Regions from separate parts of the Homo sapiens genome. Here regions 2 and 3 are each linked to region 1. Evidence: chromatin contacts called from ENCODE Hi-C or POLR2A ChIA-PET data. All regions are on one chromosome and are shown on one strand. The core of a region is the stretch at or near the end of the contact, and the rest is flanking DNA. Distances in the headings are between cores, read along the strand shown. Region 1 holds the start of PRKAR1B-AS1 (PRKAR1B antisense RNA 1). Region 2 holds the start of CHLSN (cholesin). Region 3 holds the start of ZFAND2A-DT (ZFAND2A divergent transcript).

Region 1 (3,108 bases), core at 1-2,500:
CAGCAGATGGGGCAGGGCTGATCCCAGAGAGACCCTGGCAGCCCAGGCCTGCCCAGTGGTCAGCAGTGCTGAAGGCAGAGCCACCTCTGCGGGAGGTATGGGATGGGCAGCTTCCTGACTGGACCCACCGCTTTATCCCAGCCCCAAATCTCATGCTACTACTTATAGCCCCTCTTCTAGTTCACACTCTGGGTCCTGGTGTCACCGTGTCACCTCCTCCCCCGCCCTGTCCATTCTGGGTCCTGGTGTCACCATGTCACCTCCTCCCCCGCCCTCTCCACTCTGGGTCCTGGTGTCACCTCCTCCCCCATCCCCTCCACTCTGGGTCCTGGTGTCACCTCCTCCCCCACCCTCTCCACTCTGGATCCTGGTGTCACCTCCTCCCCCATCCCCTCCACTCTGGGTCCTGGTGTCACCGTGTCACCTCCTCCCCTGCCCTCTCCACTCTGGGTCCTGGTGTCACCTCCTCCCCCATCACCTCCACTCTGGGTCCTGGAGTCATCATGTCGCCTCCTCCCCTGCCGTCTCCTTCCTGGATGTTTATTGAGTGCCTGCTTTATGCCTGGCACTTGTGACGAGGAGGACCTGGTGCCTGCTCTGGTGTGGGGGAGGTTGTGGCTTAATGGGGGAGAGGGACCAAGAACAGGAAATTAGCCAATGAATGTCCTGACTCTGGTTCTGCCCCTCCTGTCCCCTCTGCTTTCATTCCTGCTCTGCCTCACAAACTCCTACACATCCTACAAGACCCCGCCAGGCCCAGCTCATCTATCTGCGGCTGGGCTTTGATAGATACTGACCTCCGCAGATGACCGAGGACCTGCCTCCCTGCGGTGGGCCTGGGAGCTCCATAGGTCCCCACTGAGGCCTTTCCTCCCCTGTGGAATGCTTCTCCCTCTTCTGTGTCTGCCCATGTCATTCAAATCTTCCAGTTAAATTCCAAAGGCATCTTCAAGGTGCCGGTTTGCATCGGCAGGGCTTGGGGTTGAGGCCACCCCCAGGAATTCTGCTTTCCATGTTCTTTGCTTCTCCTAAATGAACAGATGTGGAAGAGACAAACCCTTTACCCAGAGATCCCTTGTGGAGCCTGAAACCGACATGGGGCTCCCAGGTTATGTTCCCGCCTAACTTGTCGTGTCTCGAGGAGGGTGGTGGACGGGTCAGGATCGCGTGGACTCGGGACTCAGAGGACCCAGGCTGTGTTCTTTGCTGGCCGTGACCTTTGCCCAGGCCCTTGTGTGGCTGAGCCGTGCCATTTCCATATTACTCAGAAAAACGAACAGAGCTCACTGCTGCCGGGAAGACTGAGATAACCCTCCTGGGGTTCTGCTCTTGGCCCCTGGTGTGGAAGCCATTGGCCGCCTGGCAGCTGCCCCGCCCCGTCTCATGTCCCCAACACACGCACCGCAAGAGCCTCGTCCACCCCACAGAGGAAACGCCCACCACCCACGCCCCGGGCTTGTCCTCATCTTCAGCGCGGGTGGCCACCCTCCTGCCCCAGCGCCAGGCCCCAGCCGGCAGCATGCTGAGGACTTCCTGGGAGAGGTGAGGGTGTGAGGGGCCGGCGGCTGGGACTGCTGGAGGGATCAGGTCCCTGTCTTTCCGCCGTTGGCCTCCAGGCTCCCGGGAGCCCCACCTGGGCCAGGACCTCGGCAAAGGGGCCGGGAGGTGTTGCTGCCCCGGCTGACCTTGGCGGGACCTCCTCCTCCTCCTCCTCATCCTCGCAGAATCCCCACCCACCCCTCGACCTCTGGACTCAGTGAGGCATCTCCCTTCCCTCCGTCCTTCCAGCAGGACAGACCCCCCCTCCCCCCGCCGCCGTCTGTAACTCCTTCATACATGACAGGGTGGTGGGAGAGGCCGGTGCCGGAGCCACTTCAAAGCAGGGACCGTTTCCTCCAGCCCTGAGCTCACTGGGTCCCCTCCCAGCCCAGCCCCTGCCCTGGCCCAGTTAGCGTGGGGTCGGGGCTGAAGCCTGAGTGGAGGGGAGACGGTTTTCTCTCAGACACGACGCGTCGTGGCGTCCTGCCTGGCTTCTCGCCAGGCCCGGGGACGTTGGGAGGCAATTTTGAGAAAGGAAAGAGTGAGGTCACCCTCGTGTAACTGGAGTTCCCCAAATATATTGTCCTGGCAAATCCCTCCCCTTCCCCCTCCCCATCCCCCTGCCCGTCCCTGCGCCTCCCCCTGCCCGTCCCTACCCCTCCCCAGCCCCCCCGGGTCAGGCACAAAGGCAGCTTTAAGGCCTCTGCTGGACCCGGCCCTCCAGAGCCAGGATGTCTGAGCCCCGTGGGTGGATGCCCACTTCCTGGCTACAGGCTCACGTGGGATGGCCGGGCCCCCTGCGGGAACCGGCTGTGACTTATGGGGCTGTCCCGTGAGTCCCAGGCGGCTGTGCACGAACACCAAGCACCTCCATCAACTTCAGATTTTCCAGCCAGGGCAGGGGTGGGCGTCAGGGAGTGCCCGGCGGGGCCGGGCGGGGCCGGGCGCAGGAGCTGCCTGCAGGGGCCCTCCTGTGATGTGGGAGGCCCTTCGCATGCAGGGTAAATCCGCAGGGCCCGTGTGGGTGAAGGCCACATTTAAGGGAATCAAAGGATGCTCAGTAAGGAATCTGGAATGAAAAAGTGGCATGTTGGGTAGCCCGGGTGAGTTATGGGCATATGTATTATAATAATTACTGTTATTACAGCACCCGGGGGAACGGCCGCATGGCAGCCCCAGGCAGCCCCATCCAGCTGCTGTGTGAACCCTGGGTGCTGCATGTTGTTTGCTGGTTTCTGTAAATCGCCTCCCTGGGGCAATGGGATGGATGTACCCTGGGTTCGGGGCTGCAGGACTACGGCTACCCAGGGTCCGAGTGGGTTTCTGAGGCTAGCGGTTTTCCCTGGTTTTATTCTGCGTGGCGGGAAGGGACGGCCGTTTGCCGTGGGTATTTAACTGCGCTGGCCAAGTGCCGGAGGCCCATCAGGAAGCCGTCCCCTCAAGGACCTGGCCCTGGCCCTTTAAGCCAGCAGAGCTTGGAGGTGGACGTCACCCACTTCTGCAGGGTGGACGCTGCCCTCTGACCAGCAGCGTCCAGGGGGACGGCCAGGTGACAAAATGCCAAGAGCA
Region 2 (2,976 bases), core at 286-2,785, 540 kb before region 1:
AGTCACTTCTGAGATTAGGGTGCAAGGAGACTGTGATGTGCGTCTTGTGTGTGCCTCCTCTTGTGTGTGCTTGCACCGTCTAAGGCAAGCCAGCTGCAGTGTTGTGAGCTTCCTTGTGGTAAGGCCCATGTACCAAGGAACTGAGGGTGGCCTTTGGGCAGCAGCCAGCAAGGCTGAGGCCCTTCTCTAATGACCTTGGAGGACTGAGTCCTTACAATATCCGTGTGTGTGAGCTTGGGAGTGGATCATTCCAGATAAGCTTTCCGATGAAACCACAACCCTGGGGGGACACCTTGACCACAACTTGGTGAACCCTTGAGGCAAAGGCACAGAGCTTAGCCACGCCCACTTTCCTGACCGCGGATACCATGAAAAAATAAATGTTCTTTTAGGCTGCTAAATGTTGGGTTAATTTGTTATGCAGAAAAAGGAACCAAATACAATCTTCTACCAGTAAGGAAGAGTGCACCTTCTTTGCTTGTCACCTTTGGATTCCTGAGGCAACGTACATCATACTTGATACGGCTGCCAAGCACTTAACTTACTGGGTGACTTGAAAGCATGCTTTTTTTTCTTTTTTTTTTTTAGACGGGGTCTGGCTCTGTTGCCCAGGCTGGAGTGCAGTGCCTTGATCATAGCTCACTGCAGCCTCCATCTCCCAGGCTCCAGCGATCCTCCCACCTCAGCGTCCAGAGTATCAGGAACTACAGGCACGTGCCACCATACCCGGCTAATTTTTATTTTTTTAATTTATTTTTTATTTTTTAAAACAGAGTCTCATTCTGTCGCCCAGGCTGGAGTGCAGTGGCACGATCTCGGCTCACTGCAACCTCCACCTCCCGGGCTTAAACGATTTTCCTGCCTCAGCCTCCCGAGTAGCTGGGATTACAGGCACCTGCCACCACGCCTGGCTAATTTTTGTATTTTTAGCAGAGACGGGGTTACGGGGTTTCGTCATGTTGGCCAGGCGGGTCTCGAACTCCTGAGCTCAAGCGATCCGCCCGCCTGGGCCTCCCAAAATGCTGGGATCACAGGCGTGAGTCACCGCTCCCGGACACAAGCATTATTATAACACTACCCACCCTGTGTATTTTTTAGCACCTATCCTGATTTTTTAAATTCAGCACGAAGTTTAAGTCCTAGCCCTGTTGATCCCAATAGCCGTAGCTCATCCATTTCGACTCCGAGCCGAGCTCCATACCCTGGACCCTCGGCGGAGGCCCCACCCCGGGACGCCAGCCCGGCCGGGGCAGCTTGCACCCCAGACCCCCAAGCCCTGCGGGGCCCAAACCTAGTCATCTGCACTTGTTCTGGGCAGGGCGGGTTGCCTTGGCAACCAGCTCCTCTCCAAGCAACTCTAGGCCTCTAGAGATGGCGTCAGTAGCCCGCGCCCGGTCCTGGAACCGCCCCCCGTGCTGCCGCCGCTTGCCATTAGCCGGCGGAGAGACGGACGCAGACCTCGTCCAATGGGAGGCTCCGCACTCCTGAAGGCGGGACTAACGCTTACCTGGGGCGCGGGTCCCTGCCGGAAGGCGGCGTCCGCGACGCAGCTGTTCACGCTTAGGTGGGCGACGTGGGCGCAGGTGGGCGCAGGTAGGCGCGTGGGGCGGCGGCGGGGTGGCCGGCGGGTCAGGGCGCCAGGAGACCCAGAGCCCCGGGGCGGGCTCCCGCGGGGCTCCGCCCCCTCCACGTGGGTGCGCGGAGGCCCGGCGCGGCGCGACCGGGCGGCGGCCCTGGGGTCCGCGGTGCTGGGGAGGCTGGTGCGGCCGGTGCGGCCGGTGCGTCCCGGCGCGGGCTCCGACACCCGCACCCGCCTCTGGGTTAACTCAGCGCGGGCGAGTGGAAGGGACTCAGCTGGCTCCTAGGTTTCAGGCCGTCAGGGCTTGCAGTGGCTCTGGTTTCATTGTCTTTCTCTGAAGACGCCCTGATTGCCCTCCGAGGCTTTCAGCTCCCACTTTCTCTTTTTCAATTTTTGAGGCAGTGTCTCGCTGTGCCACCCAGGCTGGAGTGCAATGGCGTGATCATAGCTCACTGCAGCCTCCACCTCCTGGGCTCAAGCCGTCCTCCCGCCTCATCCTCCCAAGTAGCTGGGACCACATGCGCGCGCCACCACACCCGGATAATTTTTAAAAATGTTTTTTGTAGAAATGGGGTCTCACCATGTTACCCAGGCTGGTCTCGAATTCTTGGGCTCAAGCGATGGATCCTCCTGCCTCGGCCTCCCAAAGTGCTGGGATTACAGGAGTGAGCCAACGCGCTTGGCCTCACTTTCCATCATAAGCATGCTTTCCGTTTCCTTCCTTCCGTCATTCATTCATTCATTTTTAAAAAACGTTCATTGGGTTCCTCCTGCACTGTTCGGGGCATTGGGCTACAGCTGTCAACAAGTGGAGACAAGTCTGTGATCTAGTGAACTTCCATTCTGGAGGGGAGAGACAGATGAACAAGGTGCACAGAGCAGGTGATGGTAAGTGCCATGGAGAAGATGAGAACAGGGGTTTTGAGAATGGAAAGGAAGCAGGAGGAGGAGTGAGGCACCAGAACATTCCAGGTCGAGGAAACAGCAGGTGCAGGGGAAACAGCAGGGAGCCCAGTGTGGCTGCAGCCAATTTGGGAACAGAGAGAGAAAGAGGAGGTGAGTTCCCAGAGATGCGAGGAGGGGCCAGGGCAGTCGTGTGGACCTTACCAAGTGGCAAGGACCTTGACTTTCCCTCCAAGTGGAAGGGGACAGCTTGGGAAGTTTTTTGAGTGGAGGTGACACACCATCTGATTTAGGAGTTTAAAAGCCATCGTGAGAGGTGGTGGCTTGGACTGGGTACCTATGGGATCTTAAGGGAGTCACATTCTGGGTGTATTTCAGTGGTAAACCAACAGGAGTTTGTGGTGGGTTGGACGAGTATGTGAGAAAGAGAGGATTTATGGATGGACCAAGGTTTTAAGCTTGAGCTACTATGTGAACCTCATCAGATGGATGTT
Region 3 (3,042 bases), core at 361-2,860, 560 kb before region 1:
TGGGAGGCCGAGGCAGGCAGATCACCTGAGGTTGGGAGTTTGAGACCAGCCTGACCAATATGGAGAAACCCCCGTCTCTACTAAAAATACAAAATTAGCCGGGCCTGGTGGTGCATGCCTGTAATCCCAGCTACTTGGGAGACTGAGGCAGGAGAATCGCTTGAACCCAGGAGGTGGTGGTTCCGGTGAGCCGAGATCACACCACTGCACTCCAGCCTGGGCAACAAGAGTGAAACTCCATCTCAAAACAACAAACAAAAAACAAAACAAGAAAAAGCATGCCTGGTTGTGTCTGTCCTTACCTGATTGGGCATGGTCTCTATTGATTAGGCGACCATCTGGTCTGGTTGGCACGACGCTTTTTGGGTTTGAGGAAGGGTCTGCTCTGCTGCCCAGGCTCTAGTGCAGGGCGCATTCACAGCTGACTTATGCCTCCACCTCCCAAGAGGCTGGGACTGCAGGTGCATGCCACCATGCTGCGTTCATTTCTTATTTTTGTAGAGACAGGGTTTCGTCATGTTCACCAGGCTGGTCTTGAACTCCTGTCAGGCCTCTGAGCCCAAGCTAAGCCATCATATCCCCAGTGACCTGCATGTATACATCCAGATGGCCTGAAGCAACTGAAGATCCACAAAAGAAGTGAAAACAGCCTTAACTGATGACATTCCACCCTTGTAATTTGTTTCTGCCCCATCCTAACTGATCAATGTACTTTGTAATCTCCTCTACCCTTAAGAAGGTTCTTTGTAATTCTCCCCACCCTTGAGAATGTACCTTATGAGATCCACCACCTGCCTGCAAAACATTGCTCCTAACTCCACCGTCTATCCCAAAACCTGTAAGAACTAATGATAATCCCATCGCCCTTTGCTGACTCTCTTTTCCGACTCAGCCGGGCTGCACCCGGGTGAAATAAACAGCCTTGTTGCTCACACAAAGCCTGTTTGGTGGTCTCTTCACACAGACATGTGAGACACTAACCTCAGGCCATCCTCCCACCTCGGCCTCCCAAAGTGCCGGGATTACAGGCCTGAGCCACCGTGCACCGTCCGGCTAATATTTTATTTCTGCAGAGATGGGGTCTCGCTATGTTGCCCAGGCTGGTCTCCATGTCCTGGGCCCACGCCCTCCTCCTGCCCAGCTGGGCGGGGTCTTACCCAGGCGGAGCCCCTTACGTGCAGGGCGTTCTGTGCAGTGACCGCGGCCCTGGGCAGAGCCAACCCCACGCGGCCACATAACCGTCCAGGGGGCGGGGGGCAGCGCGGTGAAATGGAAAAGGATTTAACTGGGGGATCTAGGTGCTGGGGACACTGACATTTTCGGTATTATTCTTGAAGCTTTTCCCTAAGTTTGAAATTACCTAAAAACACGTTGTTTTGAGATGGAGGCCTCCTGGGGCCCGCAGGATGCGCGGCCGCGGGCGGGTGCCCGGGGCGGGAGGCGCCGGATGGGTCGCTAGGCCTCCTCCCTCAGGCCGGCCTCGCGCTCCTACCCCGCAGGACCCCGGCCGCAGCCCTGAGTCAGCTTCCCCGCTCCTCGCCCGCCCGGCTGCGCCTGCGCGGAGCCGCCTCACTGTGACCCAGCAAGCGCGCCGCCTGCGAGAAGCGACCGGACACTTCGAGAAGGGAAGTGGAGAAGCGAGGAGTGGGCGGGCCTGCGGGGCGCGGCGGGGCGGGATTGGCCGGATGGCTGGTGTCGTCTTCGGTGTGCGCCGGCGCCACTGGGCCGCGGCCTGGCGGGATTGGCCGGTCTGCGGGTGACGTTGTCGGGGCGCGCCCGGAAACCCCAAGGCCCAGACGGCTCTCAGATCCGGGGGCTGCGGATAAATCCCCGTAGGCCGCGGGCAGCGAGATGTTGCGTTCCGGTGTGGGTGTGGGTGTGCCTCCGACGGCGTCTCGGTGCCAGTGTCGAGGTTCTTTCTGCTTAGCTACCCGGAGCCGACTACGGAGGAGGACACCTGAGTTTACGTCTCTTCCATCTGCTGCTCACCTCAGCTGCCTGGGTCCCCGACGAGAGCCAGGTACGGGGCCGGGATTGCGCAGACAGGGTCTGCCGGGGGTCGGGCCTGCCTTGAGGTCAGGTTGCTCGGGGGTTCGGCCTGTCTGCTAGGAGTGCGGCTGCTGAAAGTCCGGCTGCTTGCTGGAGGTCAGGCTGCTGGGGGTCCGGCCTGTCTGCTGGGGACCGGGCCTGCCGGGGTCTGGCTGCTGGGGGTCCGGCCTGTCTGCTGGGGACCGGGCCTGCCGGGGTCTGGCTGTTGGGGGTCCGGCTGTCTGCTGGGGACCGGGCCTGCCGGGGTCTGGCTGCTGGGGGTCCGGCCTGTCTGCTGGGGACCGGGCCTGCCGGGGTCTGGCTGCTGGGGGTCCGGCCTGTCTGCTGGGGACCGGGCCTGCCGGGGTCTGGCTGTTGGGGGTCCGGCCTGTCTGCTGGGGACCGGGCCTGCCGGGGTCTGGCTGTTGGGGGTCCGGCTGTCTGCTGGGGACCGGGCCTGCCGGGGTCTGGCTGCTGGGGGTCCGGCCTGTCTGCTGGGAGTCCGGCTGTCTGCTGGGGGCCGGGCCTGCCATCGGGGCCGTAGTACCGGGTCGCACGGGGTCGTTAACCCGCCAGCCGAGTGACAGCCACGTAGATGTGTGTTTTCTTGCTGCGGGCCCGGCCCGCCAGGGTAGGGTGTTGGTTTCCTAGGACGGGTGCTGTGCGTCCAGAACAAAATCATTTGGGGATTCACATCAAACTCTTGTGAATTCCTTGAACAAAACAATTTCGGAACGCCTGCTGTGTGTCGGGCACCGGGAGCTAATAGTAAAGCAGCGGATCTGTAGTTGGAAGCTGTGGGCGAAGGAGGGCTGGGAAAGGACTAATGGGCACCTTAAGTAGCGGGCGTGTAACATAGAGGGAACTGGGGAGGGTGGGAATGGCTTTAAACTGAGGCGGGAGGGGATAACTAGACGTTTGCCATGGGCGAGAGTGTTCCAGTCTTAGGCGACAGTCTAGGAGGCCTCCAGGAGTGGGGAGAGAGCTGATGGGAAGGTCAGGAAAAGGCCCCGG

Evidence for each region. A loop is a pair of places that touch in the nucleus more often than their neighbours do. ChIA-PET counts read pairs that join two places held with the same protein, here RNA polymerase II (POLR2A). Pooled maps may share reads with other maps.
Region 2: a pooled map shows a loop between it and region 1 (19-fold over the local background). The contact joins the promoter of CHLSN here to the promoter of PRKAR1B-AS1 in region 1. A Hi-C loop is called at or near these places in 8 of 50 pooled maps. POLR2A ChIA-PET finds 5 or more read pairs at or near these places in 2 of 52 experiments (K562 and activated CD4-positive, alpha-beta T cell).
Region 3: a pooled map shows a loop between it and region 1 (6-fold over the local background). The contact joins the promoter of ZFAND2A-DT here to the promoter of PRKAR1B-AS1 in region 1. A Hi-C loop is called at or near these places in 5 of 37 single-sample maps with no recorded cell type and 9 of 50 pooled maps.

Annotation. Positions count from the first base shown.
Region 1 is chr7:600,987-604,094 of GRCh38, reverse strand. PRKAR1B-AS1 (PRKAR1B antisense RNA 1) reads right to left here and starts at 1,250. Exons shown (of 2, transcript NR_110054.1): 1 at 798-1,250. All of the region lies in intron 6 of PRKAR1B (protein kinase cAMP-dependent type I regulatory subunit beta), which reads left to right. RefSeq lists enhancers at 1-447, 508-557 and silencers at 1,653-1,712, 2,453-2,562.
Region 2 is chr7:1,136,806-1,139,781 of GRCh38, reverse strand. It overlaps CHLSN (cholesin), which reads left to right and starts at 1,535. Exons shown (of 5, transcript NM_001318252.2): 1 at 1,535-2,467. RefSeq lists silencers at 1,126-1,265, 1,466-1,915, 1,926-1,975 and an enhancer at 1,306-1,405.
Region 3 is chr7:1,158,942-1,161,983 of GRCh38, reverse strand. ZFAND2A-DT (ZFAND2A divergent transcript) reads right to left here and starts at 1,610. Exons shown (of 3, transcript NR_110069.1): 1 at 1,361-1,610. It overlaps ZFAND2A (zinc finger AN1-type containing 2A), which reads left to right and starts at 1,788. Exons shown (of 5, transcript NM_182491.4): 1 at 1,788-2,020. RefSeq lists enhancers at 632-1,144, 1,145-1,658, 1,659-2,171, 2,172-2,686 and silencers at 1,250-1,299, 1,310-1,849.